Linked DNA regions of Homo sapiens: region 1 is linked to region 2. A link is a loop called in an ENCODE intact Hi-C map of the cell type or tissue named here. Cell type or tissue: PC-3. All regions are shown on one strand. Each heading gives the region's core, and the rest is flanking DNA. Links, peaks and the distances in the headings are about the cores only.

The links. Peaks named below come from ENCODE experiments on the same cell type or tissue, not always from the same donor. Only the 100,000 strongest peaks of a DNase experiment are listed, where the experiment ranks them.
Region 1: it touches region 2 in a loop (8-fold over the local background); 6 of 110 quality-filtered maps call a loop at or near these places.

The regions. Positions count from the first base shown.
Region 1 is chr7:27,601,376-27,609,243 of GRCh38, forward strand. All of the region lies in intron 4 of HIBADH (3-hydroxyisobutyrate dehydrogenase), which reads right to left. It overlaps LOC107986699 (a long non-coding RNA gene), which reads right to left. Exons shown (of 2, transcript XR_001744911.2): 1 at 6,889-7,868; 2 at 1,019-5,155. Among named protein-coding and RNA genes, the nearest start is that of TSL, 11 kb to the right of the region's middle. RefSeq lists an enhancer at 1,262-2,022. In PC-3, for the core only: a CTCF peak has its summit at 4,517 (motif pointing left); DNase peaks (open chromatin) are centred at 4,546 and 4,996; H3K4me3 peaks cover 1,561 bases; H3K27ac peaks cover 2,751 bases.
Region 2 is chr7:27,917,670-27,925,537 of GRCh38, forward strand. All of the region lies in intron 2 of JAZF1 (JAZF zinc finger 1), which reads right to left. Among named protein-coding and RNA genes, the nearest start is that of TAX1BP1-AS1, 180 kb to the left of the region's middle. RefSeq lists an enhancer at 5,488-5,537. In PC-3, for the core only: a CTCF peak has its summit at 3,727 (motif pointing left); a DNase peak (open chromatin) is centred at 3,602; H3K4me3 peaks cover 1,041 bases; H3K27ac peaks cover 771 bases.

The DNA.
Region 1 (7,868 bases), core at 2,160-6,159, 320 kb before region 2:
TGCAATGCCTAATTAGCACTGAATAGTGTATTTTATTATGATTGTGCAATAAGCTTGATACACTGTTAATCATGTATTAACGTTAAATACCTATACTATAAACGTGCTAAAAAAAAGCTTATCAGTGATTAATGTTGAATACTGAAATTCTCATTGATATTTTGTAAAGGTCAATTTTGGGTATTTAAAAAGTTATAAAAGTGCATTTAACTGGGTAATGTTGGAAAATAAAAATTTAAAAATTTAAGGTAAAGGGGAAAATACGTAAAGCTGTCCTGTGTACTCATATTATGATTAATAACTAAATAAGGTATTCTGGCTTTTTAATAATCCAATTGCTAAAAGACCTATGAAGGATATTATGTTAGAAGGTTAAAAATTCTGGTTTTCACTTGTTTATACATGTTTGCCCTTTTTGTTCCTTTAGTTAACTAGATTAAAGCACTTAAAACCAAAAATAAAATTACTTTAGATTACCTATGTGAACTTTTTTTGGTTAGCTAATAATTCTTTCTATATTTTGATTGTGGGTATTGTGTGGGAGTGGGGTCATTGAATGGTGTGATATCGATAGAACAAGAAAAAGTATTTTTCTCTATTTTGTTTTTAAATGAAACAAACCAAAGCCTTTTAGTTATTCTAGCAACCCAAAGAAACTCCAAACTTGAATGTATTAGTCTCCTGCAATAATATTGAAAATCCTCTACCTAAAATGTCTTATTTTTGCTAAATCAGGCTAATTCTTAAAATTGCATATTGTCCTATTGTGCCTTCCTGAGACTCAACTTCCTCACTGAAAAAAAAAAAAAGAGGATAATCTGCATTTCATGGGGATGCTATAAGGATGAAATGTTTTAAAATACAGAAACAACCCAGTGTGATAAACTGACACACAAAAGGTACTTAATTAATCAGTTGACTTCTAGAAAATTCTGCACTATAAAACTTTAAGGTGATTAGAGATGTTTTGAATCTACTTATTGATAAGGCTGTGTGCATTTTCACACTTTCCACTCCGTTAAGACTATCAGATTTTATTCCAAGAAAGAGTGCAGGGAAGAAAAAGCAGCAGGCAAAAACTGAAACAGAAAAACAACATGGATGTTGTAGCTCTTACTTTCATTCTCTTATTTTTAAAAATAAACTTGACTTTTCATCCCTCTTGTTACCTATTTTTCAAAGAAATACAAGTTTCCTTAGTCTTTTAGTTTTTAGAAGCCATGTTTAGAGCTAAGCTGATATACTATGCCAAAAGTACACTTAAAACTGGGTATCTTCATTGCTGAACGTTTTACATTACAAGGCGTCAGTCTTTAAAAAAAATTTTTTTAAACCTGAAGATTACTGACAAATAAGCATTCTCTAACAATTATGAATTATTTCACATCATTTTAAGGTTTCACTTGATCAATTTTACATGCAAACGTACTTTCTCATTATTTACTCTTTCCTACTATGTTTCGCATGCCAAAAAAAATCCACTAATAGATTATAAACTCTGCTTGCCAGTTCCCTTCTCAACAACCTCCATCCATCCCAGCACCCACCCATTCCCAAAGAGATACCCAGCATTGTTTATGTGGAGTTGGAAACAATACACTCCCCACTGCTGGTTAATTTACATCAGATACAGCCAGGCCCAGGAAGCAAAGTGCCTGTCGTTTTCACCCCTTTTTTCTTCTCCCTTGCTTGCTCATGCCCCCTCACCCCTTTTAATTTAAATTACTCGTTTTAACTTAAAAACTTCTGGATGTTTTATTACCTTGGCAGCTTTTTCTCTGGATTGACTAAAAAGGTAAGTTTAAACAGTTTTTGTCAGTTAATATCTCTTCTTTTTTTTATATTTGTATCTGACAACCAGAATCCATAGTGTTAAAACTGCAATGATGATGCTGCTGCATTTTACCAGGCTAACTCAGGTTGGGCACAATTTCATTGTTTTTTTGTAACCTAAACATACAAAAAACAAAAATGTTACTTTGCATGCAGTTAAATTGGTTGTTCTCTAATCATCTCTATCTCTACAATCTTTATGTGCTCCTAAGGGATATAAAAAGATTTTATGTTAGGTTTTGTTGTTTTCATTCTTTATTTTTTTAACCATAAAATATTACACATGCAGATACAGTAAGTCATTGTTTCCTTGCCTATATATTTATAGAAAATTACTAAAAATCTAGTATTAAAAATACTATAAAGCCAAAATGCCAGCTTTTCTTTGAAAGCCACATTAACTGTGTCCTAATCAGTTTTTCTAAATTTCAGATATTTAAAAAGAATTAAATATAACATCTTTAATAACATGTATAAAGCCATTTCAAAGACTGAAATCCTAACTCTCAAATTTCACTAAATTAAATTTTATCTAAAACCAAGTAAGTTAAACATATTCCACTGTACATTAAAAATAAGATATGCAAAGACTCCCCAGTGTGTGCAAATGATACCAATAATTAAGAATCACATTTCGAGCTTTAAAACACTTCTATCTAAAAGAATCCAAAAGTGTGAGTAAATTGCTTTGACTGCTAACATTTACTTTCTGTAGTACTTTCTCTCCCCTTTTCATCCTAGCTCTCACCCCCACACCAACACACATACATAAAATAGATCATTTAGGCCAGTGGTATTTCAGTACATCGCCCCTCCTCCTCCACTTAGACAGTATTGCCTTTTATATCTATGTGGAGGTTCCCATGGCAACACTCACTTACACCAATACTATTTCCAACTGAAATGAGAGAATCCAAAATCTAAATGCTTCATTACTAAATAACATATACCCTAACAAGTAAGAATTGTTTTTCTCATTATCATTATTTTTCAATGTTTTTAGATTTCTGGAATTTCAGCAAAAAAATCATTTTAATATTATAGAAATAACTAGAAAAACAGTCATTGTAGGCAACTATATGTATGCATATCATTACATGAGATTTGTATGTGCTTACTCTTACTGCATAAAATTGATATGCTGAGCCAAGAAACCTCAATTATAATTATGAATAGTAAGTATAATTTTTACTAGTCCAGTTTACTCTATCAAATTTGATTTTTTTTTTTTTAATGTTGGCTACATAGCTCACAAAAGACCCTGGTGAGAAATTCTAACACAACAAGCCAAGAAGCAATTCATGGACAGCAGGAGGCAATTCCAGAACACAGGCATAATCTATAAAGAGAAACCTCTACAGCTTTTTGATGTTAAATAAGTAGAAATATTAGCATACAACAAAGCTAAGAAGCAGACTGTTGCATCAAGTTTAAAAGTAAAAATTTCAGGGTCAAATGTCATGAGTACCTTTGTCTAGACTACTTTCAAAAGTGAAATTTCCTAATTTTTAAAACCAAAAGGTCTCTTTTGGTAATACTGAAGGGTGCATATATTTAGTTTTAGTACAACACACATTCTCATCAAGTTATTCAAAATATAAGGGAGGGGAGGGTTTTGCTTTTAAGTGGGAACATCAAGGTGGGAGGTCAAACATTTACTTTGAAAACATATACATTTCTTAAAACAGGTTGTGCACATTAAGAAGCCTCAGAAGAGGCAAGAGTATAAAATGAGTAGCACTAAGCTTTTTGCTAAATGATCAAAGCTAAGCATTAAACATCACTCTGCATGGTGAATACATTTTTTAAAAGAATAAAAATCAATAGAATATACACTGAGCTTTATTTATTCTGACAACATATCCTATCACCTGGATAGCTGTATTAAGTAATTTAATTGTTTCTGCTACAGTTTATTAACTTATATTTATGGGTTCATAAAAATAGAACATGAATACGTATTTTAATGAAAAAAATCACACTTTTATAAAATTTATAATGAGCCTTTTTTTATTGTGCTTTTTACATTATCACTGTTTTAAAATGAGCTGATTCAAAAGACTATAAAGACTCCCTGAAAAACAGTACAGGAAACTCAAGAATTTACTTTCCCAAAAACAGCTTTTAAGACATGAACATGAACTGCCTAATGAATCTCATAGTTAGGCTTGTGAAAAGGACCAACTTGCACCTTTCAGAGGTTTCTCCCTCTTTTTAAAAATTCCCATACAGTAAAACCTGCTGACACTTTTTTTTTTTTTTTTTTTACAAGACCCAGGGAGGGGGGTGGAATCTTGCCACATGGTGGGGGGCGGGGATTTGAAATATTTGTGAGAATTTTTATACGCTGGATTCCCCTCTCCAGTGTTTAGACAAGCAAAAAAAAAAAAAAAAAAAAAAAAAAAAGCCAAATGTTAAATGCTTATTTTACTAAATGAAAAATAGCAATCCCCTCCAAATATTTCATTTTCATTTACTTTCGTTTTAATATCAACAACCTAAAAACAAATATTTAGAGTTTAGAAATCTTTTCAATTCTTTGCAGATACTTAACCTTGATATCAGATGTAGTTTTCAGTCAACTTCAAAAGTAAAATCGTTATATCTTTAACAAAAAATAATATATTTTATAATCCTTTTATCATTAGCAGGTTTGGATGCAATGCCACCTGGTGGCACAGATAAATTCTTAGCTGGACTTAGGTTTTTGGAAACTGAGCTGTTCTATGAAATACTAACCAACTCTTCTGACTACTCTAACCTCCTCCCAAACAAGTTATTCATCCCACAGTTTAACAATAAATGATCATTTTCATTTCAAAAATTTTAAGATTTTTAAGCAATTAAACTGTACATATGCACATGACAATTTCCTCAGCATTTAAACATCATAAAACATTTTTTTCATAAACCAAAATTATACCAAAGATTTACTTTTTAAAAGTTGAAATGTTTAAATATGGGGGAGGGGGTAAGATGGAGTAACCAAGTTGCTTTGTAAAATTACACTGTATAATTAATTCCATGGTAAGAATGTTTTTATGGTGTGTTTTGGTGACCTTTTATGACCATCAAGTTCACAATGCTGGTGGGCTGCCTTTTAATCCCTCCGCAGACAAAGGCCCTAAATAAACACAGATCCCTTCCTGGGAAAAAGTCCACTCTGGTTAAATGGTAAGGAAATGAGTAAATCATTAGTAATCTTTAAAGCCAAAGCTATAAACTCAAGTTACCTTAAGTTGAAATGAAAGTGTCCTGCAAGAGTTTCAAAGTTCTGTCACAGATAGAAATCTCCAGCTCTTGACTCCAGACTAGGCGCCAGCTGATAAACAAACAATTTAAGTCAAGAGCTGGAGAATTCCCAGCTTTTTCATTTAATGGCTTTGGCCAAGAGTATTTATTGCCTCCAGTTTTATTCTCACTTAGCTCTAAGAGGAAATTTAAACTCATCATTATCTTAAAGCCCCATATGGGTAGCAGTCAGCTCACCTGATAATAGCTCCTCTTACTCTGCACTGATTGTTGAGTCTCTACTAAAAGTGATGTAATAATATAAACTAATTAACCATAGTTTTAGGTTGACTTTTTAACAGGCTAAATAAATTTTGTTCAATATAGTTTACATTCCCACTTTGGATAGTTACAATTCCAAAAAGTTAAACTTTACAGTTTTCAGTAGAAACTACCAACTAAAATGGAAGAGGACAATGTAATCTCTCTCTCATTCTTGCATGCTCTGGTCTCTGGCACCCCCACCCCCTAACCCTTGTTCACTAGCTCCTCAATATTGCGTAAGGTAACTTTTCTGTATCAAATGTAGACTTTTCCTATTAGCTTGAAATATCCAGTGTTGCTCTATTTCCTAACAGAGCAAAGTGCAGGATTTAAGATGTAAATGCCGAATCATGAAAAGCTGTTGATTTTATATGTGTACTAATAAGAATGTAAAAGTTCAGTCCAATTAAAGACCATAAGATGTCATCAAACCTTTCTAAATGCTGTATTTAAAAGTCTGCGGCTGGGCGCCATGGCTCACACCTATAATCCCGACACTTTTGAGAGACCGAGGTGGGCAGATCACCTGAGGTCAGGAGTTCGAGGCCAGCCTGGCCAACACGGTGAAACCATGTCTCTAGTAAAAATATAAAAAATTAGCCGGGCATGGTAGCTCATGCCTATAATCCCAGCTACATGGGAGGAAGAGGCAGGAGAATCATCTGAACCCAAGAGACGGAGGTTGCCGTGAGCTGAGATCACGCCACTGAACTCCAGCCTGGGCAGCAGACCAAGACTTTGTCTCAAAAAAAAACAAAAAAAGTTTGCTATCAAAGATTACAGGTCTCAAAGTCAGAATTATGTCGCTGCTCTTATTCCTTTCTCAAAATTATCATTTATTTTTAGAAAAACCTCACCTCTACCCAGGATTTTATATGGAAATAATTATTTTAACTATCTGAATGTTTGTAGATATTTAACAATTACAGTAAACTAACTAGCCTCCTTCCTCCAGCTGCTTATCTAATGAAAGAATGCTGCAAAAAAAAAAAATGTTATAGCCTAAGGTAAAGGGTTAATAAAATATGCCATTAGTGCATAGAAAAATACTTTTCTTCCCGTTTCTTAATTTTCACAAAGTTTTATAAAACTATCTTGGCTGTAAAAGCCAATTAACTATTTCAGTGTCTGCCAAGACTAGTTTCTATTCTTTTAATATATGGACATAGTACATTAAATATGTTGGTCACTTAAGAACAAGTACTACTCTCACACATAAGAAGCATTAGGGGAAATGAAATGTAATTAATGATAAAATTATTCGTATTCTGGCCTCATACTAAGTTTGATTTTTTAAAATCTCCCTAGGTACAATGTCCTCCTAGAGGCTGTAGTAGATAAACAATTATGATAACCAAAACTAACAGTCAATAATAACTCAAAGCAAAAAGATGTCAGATACTAATGTTAAAATTCTTAGTACTCTTTTAAAAGAAATCCACATCTTTCCTATCCCTGTAGGTAACCTAAGCTAAATGCAAAAAAACAACAATCTTCTACCTTCAGGTCAGGTCAAAATCCCTCCAAGGCAAAAGACAGAAGGCATATCTGCTGCCATACTTTCCTTGGACCTGAAGGAAAGATGACTACTATGAAATTTGCATGTAAATTTAAAATGTTCACAACTACATCACCCAAGCAATGCAAAACAGAATTTTATGGCAAATACATAGAAAGACAGACTTAAAACTTAACGTCATATACTTTTCATCTGTTAACATTATCAAACCTCAAGAAAATCGGACTTCTTGAAAACTTCAAATAAGTCTGATAAGGTTTCAGTTTGATTATGGTAGCAAGGCCCTTGTCAAATTCTCAATTACATCTCCTCCTCCCACCTCACTGCCAATGCTATCCAGGGATCACAAACAAAACAAAATGAAGACATATAATACATAGAGTATACTGGAACTAGTTTCACATTGCTTAGAAATCAATAGATGTTAAAGAAAAATAAATTGTACATAAGTAATAGCTTCAGATTTATTTGCTAAATTCACCTTTATATAAACAGGGCTCAGTAGTCCTAAACTGTGACCAGACCCAATTGTGTCTGACTTACATCCTGAATGGCAATTAAAGGACATTAAAAATACCCTGGGATTACTTCAGGCAGGACCCCTGCCTTATCCATATACTTTCCAGCATAACCATGTAAAGAGAACACAGGTTCCCCCTCTACCACAGAATAGAGCCTGGCAAGAACAGCTGGTGTCATGGTTACTTGATTGGAAATTACAGTGCAATTAAAATTTGGCCTTCAGGTCTGGAGATAAAGGAATTGCAAACTGCAAAAGTAAATTTTTAGAAATAAAGTAGCTTGTTGTTGGCAATAATAGTAATTATTACTAACAATAAATAATGAGAGCAATAATAAAAAATACTGTAAAAGTGATCACCTTGCCTTCTCTAACACATTCTTCTGTAATTTTCTTAGGCGACAAACTGCTGGAGCTGCCTCAACCATGTTATCTTGGGCA
Region 2 (7,868 bases), core at 1,988-5,987:
ACACTGGTCAGGGTACCTGCGAGTGGGGAAAAGTACTGCAAAGAAGGCTAGCAACATGTATACCAGTATTCAGAAGCCAAGCAAGCTATTTTAAGATCCCTGGAAGGTAAGCTGGAGATTTTCATGCTATGACAAGTTTGCATAGACCGTTTTATTTACTCTAAGCATTGTATTCTGGCTAAAGATTACACAGAAAGATGTGGCAGTCACTGATGCTCTTTCCCACATATTTCTGACTCTCCACTTTTGGGCCACATGATGGTACTGCACTTCTTTGTTCCCCTTGAGGTTACATACGGGCAGATGACTTGATTTAGAGAATGCACAAGCGATGATGAACTACAGTGGCACTTCCTGCTATAGTGATTACAGAATGTGGGTTGAGATAAAGCTTCTATCAGACTAGGTTCCTGAGTGAAGGAGCAGGGCCTCTCTAATGAACCATGGTGGACACGCAGAGTAAGCAAAAAATAAACTCCTGTTGTGTTAAGTCACTGAAATTTGGGGATTTGTTACTGCAGTATAATCAAACCCATCCTAATACAAAGGATGTAAAACTTTTATACTGCACTTTAATTATTCGTTTTTTTCCTTTAAGCTCAAATGCCCCTTTAAAAAAAATCCTGATTACCCTTCAAGCTCTGGCTTGAGTTACATCTTCATCATCACTCCAGCCAACATTTATCTCTTTGTGTGAACAACAATTGCAACTCTAAGAAAAATCACGAGGTTTAGCACTTATTTTATAATTGCCCATATATATTAGTATCACCTCACTGACTATATCAGAGACTTAGGAGGGCAGAGTTCATGTTGTAGGCATCTTTGTACCATCTTGAGCAAAGGAGGAAAATGAGTAGTTTTTAGATAAAATCTAGCTGGAGAATGGATGTCAATATTTTCTAGTATTTCAACTTTTCCATGTGTTATTTGCACACAGTCAGGCAGTTATTGAGCACATATTGCTGCAGAGTTATACAGAAAATTTGAGAGCAGAGTTGCAAGTAGCCACGTGCTTGCTTCATTAACTGTGCTTGTGGCAATTTTTACCACCTGTGCAAATTTCCATTTCTCTGAACAATCTGACTATACATGTCCTGTTCACTCCCTCTTTCCAAAATGAATTAAGGAGAAGAGAAAACAGTGGTGATAAGAGAAAAAAAAAATCAGCTAGTGAGATTTAAAACAAAATTTGGTGAGCTTATACTAAATTGCTGCTTAAATATGGGAAATGACATTGATTGTTGAAAAGAAATACAGCCTAAGTTTCATTAACACCAATAACCTAAACATGGGACTTTGTGATGTTATCTGGCCTAGTCCTTTGTCTTCAGATTTGTGCTTTCAAGCATGCAAAGTATCATGGTTCTTAAAAGTTAAGAGGCTGACTGAAGGTCCCTTGCTTACTAAGTGATGAAGGTAGCACTGAAACACAGGTCCTAGTAATGGGCAACTTTAAATACTCAACACCTGTGGGTAGACTATCTTGTTAGCATGAAATGTAAAATTATATTTTGAAGAATTACAATTTTTGAGCTCTTAGGAGAGGAAATGCTCAACATAGGTGTGTAGACTATCTCATTAGCATGAAATGTAAAATGATATTTTGAAGAATTATGATTTTTGAGCTCTTAGGAGAGAAAAATATTTTGAACCTGGCCCCCCATTGTGAATAGAAACTAAAATGGGAAAATTTGGAGAAATAAACCAATAAGGAATAAAGATCATAAGTCATTCATGCTAAAACCTGTGATGAGAGTTAAAGAAAAGTCATTTAATTTTTCAAAGGTAAACGGAAAATGCAAGCATGTCTACAATGCCTTAAAGCTCAGTAGCTGCTTATCTTGTCAAAAATGTAACTATCAGAGCTGGATAACACAGAACAAGCATGAGGATGCATTTTACGATGATAAGGTAGCAACAGGAAATAACATATTTATAATCAATACAATAGTGCCAAATTTGCTTGGGTGAAGTCATACAAAAGAGGGGTGACTTATGGTTACAAAAGGAAGGAGCAAGCTCAGTTTTGTGCTATTTGACTACAGGAGTGCTCTGGAACGCCAAGGAAGATTGGACCAGCAGTCCAATTCTACCCACACCATTTATTAAATAATTAATACGTAATCATTTCAAAAAGTACTAGCTGGGAACTGGCTCTAAATCTAAATATCACTAATGACAATGTATGTAGAGGCAAATTCAATCCTGGTTTCCAAACAACTTTACAATCAACAACTTGTGGAGTTTACTCTGTGTGCAAGTTGTATTACTGCTTGCACCTTGGAATCCTCCTTCATTGCTACCCTTAGAATCCAAGCTAAAGGGACTCTCTTACAGGAGTGAATGCCTTAAGGGAAGTGCCTTTGGTGTTTGAGGAACCAAAAGCTCCTGGCCCTGACCCAAAACTAATCCACATTATTGTAAGGTACATCCAATATTAAAGGCACTATGGTGATGTTTTAGTACAGTGAGTCCTTAGCGTTCCTTAAAACTTCAGCTTCATTTGGCAACTGATGCCTCTTGGGGAGCAAAATTACTTACATCATTAAAACTTCATCAAGTCATAATTTTATTATAATTGTTAACATAAATAACTGCAGTAAATAAGTACAGAGTGATCGATTTGTTCTTGATATCTCAAGGGAGTCTTTATTTAGCTTTGATATATAAAATCAGGACATTATTTATTTGCATTACAAACTGCATATCAACTATTCACTTGGGCATGTTTTAATTGGTTTTAGGTTTTGCACATTCCATAACTGAACTGTGTAAGCAGGTTGGCTTCAAAAATAAGGTCTCATGTAACAGCTAAGTCTATATGACGATGTGTCATATGGCGTGTCAAACATTTTTCTGCTTTCCTCTGCTTCCCATCCTGACATCAGAAAAAACTTTGTTCTAGTGAAATAGAAAATAAATTCTGCTAAGATGGGATAAAAGGGGAGCATGTGAATAAGACCCTCTTCTTTCCTGGCCAGCAGCAAGTGCCTCCAGCTGTCTGATCTGCCTCAGTAGCCCAGCACAAATTTTTTAGTTGACTAATGCTCCCCACTTCCGCCGACAACAGAGTAAGATATCACCTGCTAAGATAAATTACCATAATATAATGATTGAAGGGAAAATATATGGTGTAATAGAGAGGTCTAAATACCCGTAAGTGGAAAAAAGCATAAACGACCATTTTAATTAATTTCCTAATGTAAAACACAGCTGTAGTAATGTTGGCAAGTCTCACCTGCCCGTTTTAAATTTGTGACATGAAATCATGCCACTTAATTAAGTCTTAATGCACAAAAATATATTTTATTTACTTTTTATGGAATACCAGCATTTAAAGCTTTCTATTTATGTGTGTAAGCGCTTTATAAATTACTTGAAATACTGAAAAAATCTGACTACTACTAACCGGCAGTTACAAGTACCAGTTTTAGTTTCAATAATTAAATGCCTTTTTGGTGGACTCCTGCTGCTATGTGAACTAGCTGTAGGCTATTAAAGTAATGAGTCCGGACAGAGTCATCTGATCTCATGGTTGGTGGAAAACTCAAGGAAAAGGGCTTTGCCCACAATTCCTAGTCTGTTTACCAGACTGCAACCAGACTGCCTGCTGGAAGCATTATAAAGCCTCTGGGCTTCCCCTTCCCCCTTCCAGCAAGTATCTTTTTTTTTTTTTTTCCTTTTTACAAGTGTTGTCTAGGAAAATATGGTATTATAGAGCCCTCTGCAGGCCAGAAGTTTTGTAGTGTAGCTTACCAGCATGATTTTTCTTAAAGTGGCAGTAAGAGAGGGGAAAAGCATAATTGTCAAAACTTCGTAAATCAGATCTCATTAAGAAATATGTTTGTCATAAGGGCAGACTGGCATCGATTCTTCCAGAAGACTCACTGAAAAAGAGCATCTCTGTTAACTTGTTTAAGGGATGTTGCCTTGATAGCAAAATTTTGGAGGGCCCCTGGTAACTTCATAATGGGTTGCAGTGTTAGGGATTATATCATCTTCATCATCATCGTAATTCTTAAAATAATCCATGAAAAATACAGGGCTCTGAACTGTTCACTTAAAAATGCAATTTCTGGCCAGGCATGGTGGCTCAAGCCTGCAATCCCAGTGCTTTGGGAGTCCGAGGTGGTAGGACTGCTCGAGACCAGGAGTTCAAGATCAGCCATGTAGTGAGATCCTGTCTCTACAAAAATAGAAAAGTATTTTTTTAAAAAAAGAATTTATATCACACCTGGGCTTTAGAAGCCTAGGTATAAGGAAGAAGAAATTAGAAGTCAGTTATACGAACTCTATGATTTCCTCAGCCAAGTTTTCATTCGAATGAATGAAGTGTATGCCTAGAAAAATTCAGTGAATTTCTTAAGTGTTTTAGGGAACTTAGTATAAATTTTTACAGGGCATTTTATATTGTGTTTTAAACTTTTTGGATGAAATGGATATAAATCATTACAGAAAGAAATACATAAAGATAAAAATGAGGAAGTGCATTGAAGACAAACAGAACAAATAAATAAGGTCTGATTTTCATTTAGATGGTACTTTTCGAACCACATTTTATGTTGGTTATAAAGTATTCTTTTTTTGTTGGAGACGGAGTCTCACTCAGTCGCCCAGGCTGGAGTGCAGTGGCACGATCTCAGCTCACTGCAACCTCTGCATCCCAGGTTCAAGCAATTCTCCTGCCTCAGCCTCCTGAGTAGCTGGACTGGACTACAGGCTCACACCACCATGTCTGGCTAATTTTTTGTATTTTAGTAGAGACGGGGTTTCACGGTGTTGCCCAGGCTGGTCTCGAACTCCTGAGCTCAGGCAATCCGCCCGCCTCGGCCTCCCAAAGTGCTAGGACTACAGGCATGACCCACCGCGCCAGGCCTTATAAAATATTCTTAAAGTCAGCAAAATAACCAAATAACTTAAAGTCAGCAAAATAACTTTTAATAGGAAAATTTTTCCTAATATTTTCAAGTCAGCAAAAGTACTAACAGCTTTTAATAATGGGTTTTTTTTTGCATAATAGTCAAGAGAGTATTAATTTAAAAGAGGAAGCATTTGACCAAAATATTTCCTTTTATTGAGTTTAATCTGTGCCAGGTAACTCATAAACCTCCTGGAGCACCCAGAGATACATGCTTCTAACAACTCACAGAGGTGCCAGAGCCGTCTCCTCAAAGTTCCTCACCCTGGCAGTAAAACATTATGATCAACATTCGCCTAGAAGCCAGGATAAGTGGAAGAAATGGGAAGTGATATGATGATGAAAAGAATCAGATATTGCATATGTTAAAATTTCCTTCCACAGCATTTTAATCATTTAACAGGGTCTCTTTAAGGACCCGAAGGGAGTTATGAGGAGGCCGTGGTCTGGAGGCAAGAACCCAGGCTGTGGTTGTTGGCGGCAGTCTCCAGATGAGCCTCAGCAGCTCCCTGGGGACTCTGGTGACATTCTAAGACCATGCCTTCTGTGGTTGTTTAGCATAACTGACTGCTGCTTTTCCCAAGGACAGCCATTTGGTGTTGGAGGTTTTTCTAGTCTTCTCTACTCAGTGGTATAGACAAGACCAGCATGTCCTTAGGGTAATGTCTGCAAGGGTTTGGGTTCCAGTAAAATGACTCTTCCAAACGAAAACCCGAAATTAAAACGTCGAGTTTCCAGATTTGTTGAATTCAGAAACAAGTGCTCTCGGCATGAACTGTCAACAGCCAAAGTTAAAACAGGCCAGCTGGTGGCTCCTGTGGGATCGTCTCCACACACTCTATCCCAACTTTGCAGAGTTGAATGTCAGACATTATTCTATCAGGCCTGGAATCCGCTGCCAGACTCAGCCTCCTTCATCCGGCTTATCTCCTACTGGGAGGCTGTGGCTGACTGGATGGAACTGCACACTTCCCAGCAGATGTTGGGCTGCCAACGGATGGGAGCATGGCTGGGCTGGCGCCGCCAACATTTACAGTCATTCCTCTTGCTCCATTCCCCCTGCAGCCCCCCAGCCCTGTCCCACCAACGCCTGCTTGCAGACTTGGCACACTAGGAGAGGACAGGTGATGAGGATTAGGCCAAACGTATTTGCATATCGTCAGCACAGGGAAGGAAATTAACACCACAGTGACATGATTTAGTGGCTAACCTTAAACCTGAGAAAGGTCTGAACCAATTTTTGAGCACTATGAGACTGAGGGAGATGTAAAATGCAACCCATCTGGCAGGGATGGGCTTGTCCAGGGTTAATGGAAGAAACAGAAATGAATTAGTTTGAGTATGAAGTGTTGTTTAACGTTCACTCACAAATTATGAGTGGGCCTTATACTTGGGCACAAGAAATGCCACCTTTACTGTATTCTTGTGGGATGGGGACGGGGACTGAAAATGGTGGGACAGTTTTCATGATCATTTTCTCCTCTGGCAGCTGTATCACAATCTTTTGAGACCGAGTCTTGCTCTGTCGCCCAGGCTGGAGTGCAGTGGCGCCATCTCGGCTCACTACAAACTCTGTCTCCCTTGTTCAAGCAATTCTCTGCTTCAGCCTCCCGAGCAGCTGGAATTACAGGCGCCCGCCACCATGCCCGGCTGATTTTTGTATTTTTAGTAGAGATGGTGTTTCACCATCTTGGCCAGGCTGCTCTTGAACTCCTGACCTCATGATCCACCCGCCTCGGCCTCCTAAAGTGCTGCGATTACAGGCGTGAGCCAGTGTGCCCAGCTCACAATCTTAATAGGCCCTTAAGGACAATGTTGACCATTTGTCTGCAGCCAAATTCAGAAATGCTCTGACAATTAGGTATTTCAGAAACTGAACATTTCATACAATTTTTGTTCACTATAATAAGAGCATAAAAACTTTTCACAATCTCTCACAAAGTTAAGTGAAAGAGAAAATGAATTAGTACCCATGAAGTATATTTTCATTTTTCTAAAGCTGCTTCTCATGGGAAAGTCAGAAAAGGGGCTGATTTTTTAAAATGATTATTTAGACAACTGAGTCATTCTGTAATTTGAAGCCAGCAAGAAGGCAGCTAATGCTATTTCAATTTGCTGTCATATGAAGGTACCTAGAAAAATGAATGCCATTAAAACTTTCTTCTCATTTTTATGAATCCAGTAAGGTAATGTGTGCATTCTCTGGGCAAATCCGCATAAAGCTGCTTTAATTTGTTTTCTGCTAAGACAATGGTGAGTTAGTTTCTCTGTAAGTAAGCACAAGTCTAGCATCCCTTGGAACACAACATGACATCCATCGTGAACACAGTGCTTTACCAACACACAGTGACTGACTACAATCTAGCTAAAGACAAATGCCAGACATATATTTTTAAAAATAGGGTTATTCCCTTTAATGCTGCCATCTTAGGAGGATATATGTACTTACTCTACTGCACTGCCATTTTATTACTCAAAAACATTTTGGACTTCCTATTGAAAACACCTTTGGAAAATACCTGGACTTCTATGGAAGATCACTAAGGGTGGTAACTATCACTGAGGAGCCAAAGGCCATTTGTAGTCAAGTTTGGAGAATAATGTAGGTAATTCAGCTCCCAGAACCCCTTAAAGTAAAAACCACACAGCAAAAACTTACCCAAAACAAATAAGGTGAAGCTAAATAGAATCTCAGCCTTTCATGAGATTTGAAATTATCTTTGAAGGCCATGCCAAAAAAGCAGCTGAAAACATATTTTGAGCAATGGTAGAGTCATTGAAACAGGTCAGGTAAACATCCCCCAGTGTGGTACTTTTTAAAAAGACAACATTCATTTATTTTATTTCTCTAGAGACAGGGTCTCGTCCTGTTGCCCAGACTGGAGTGCAGTGGCAGTCATAGCTCATTGCAGCCTCTAACTCTTGGGCTCAAGTGATTCTCCCACCT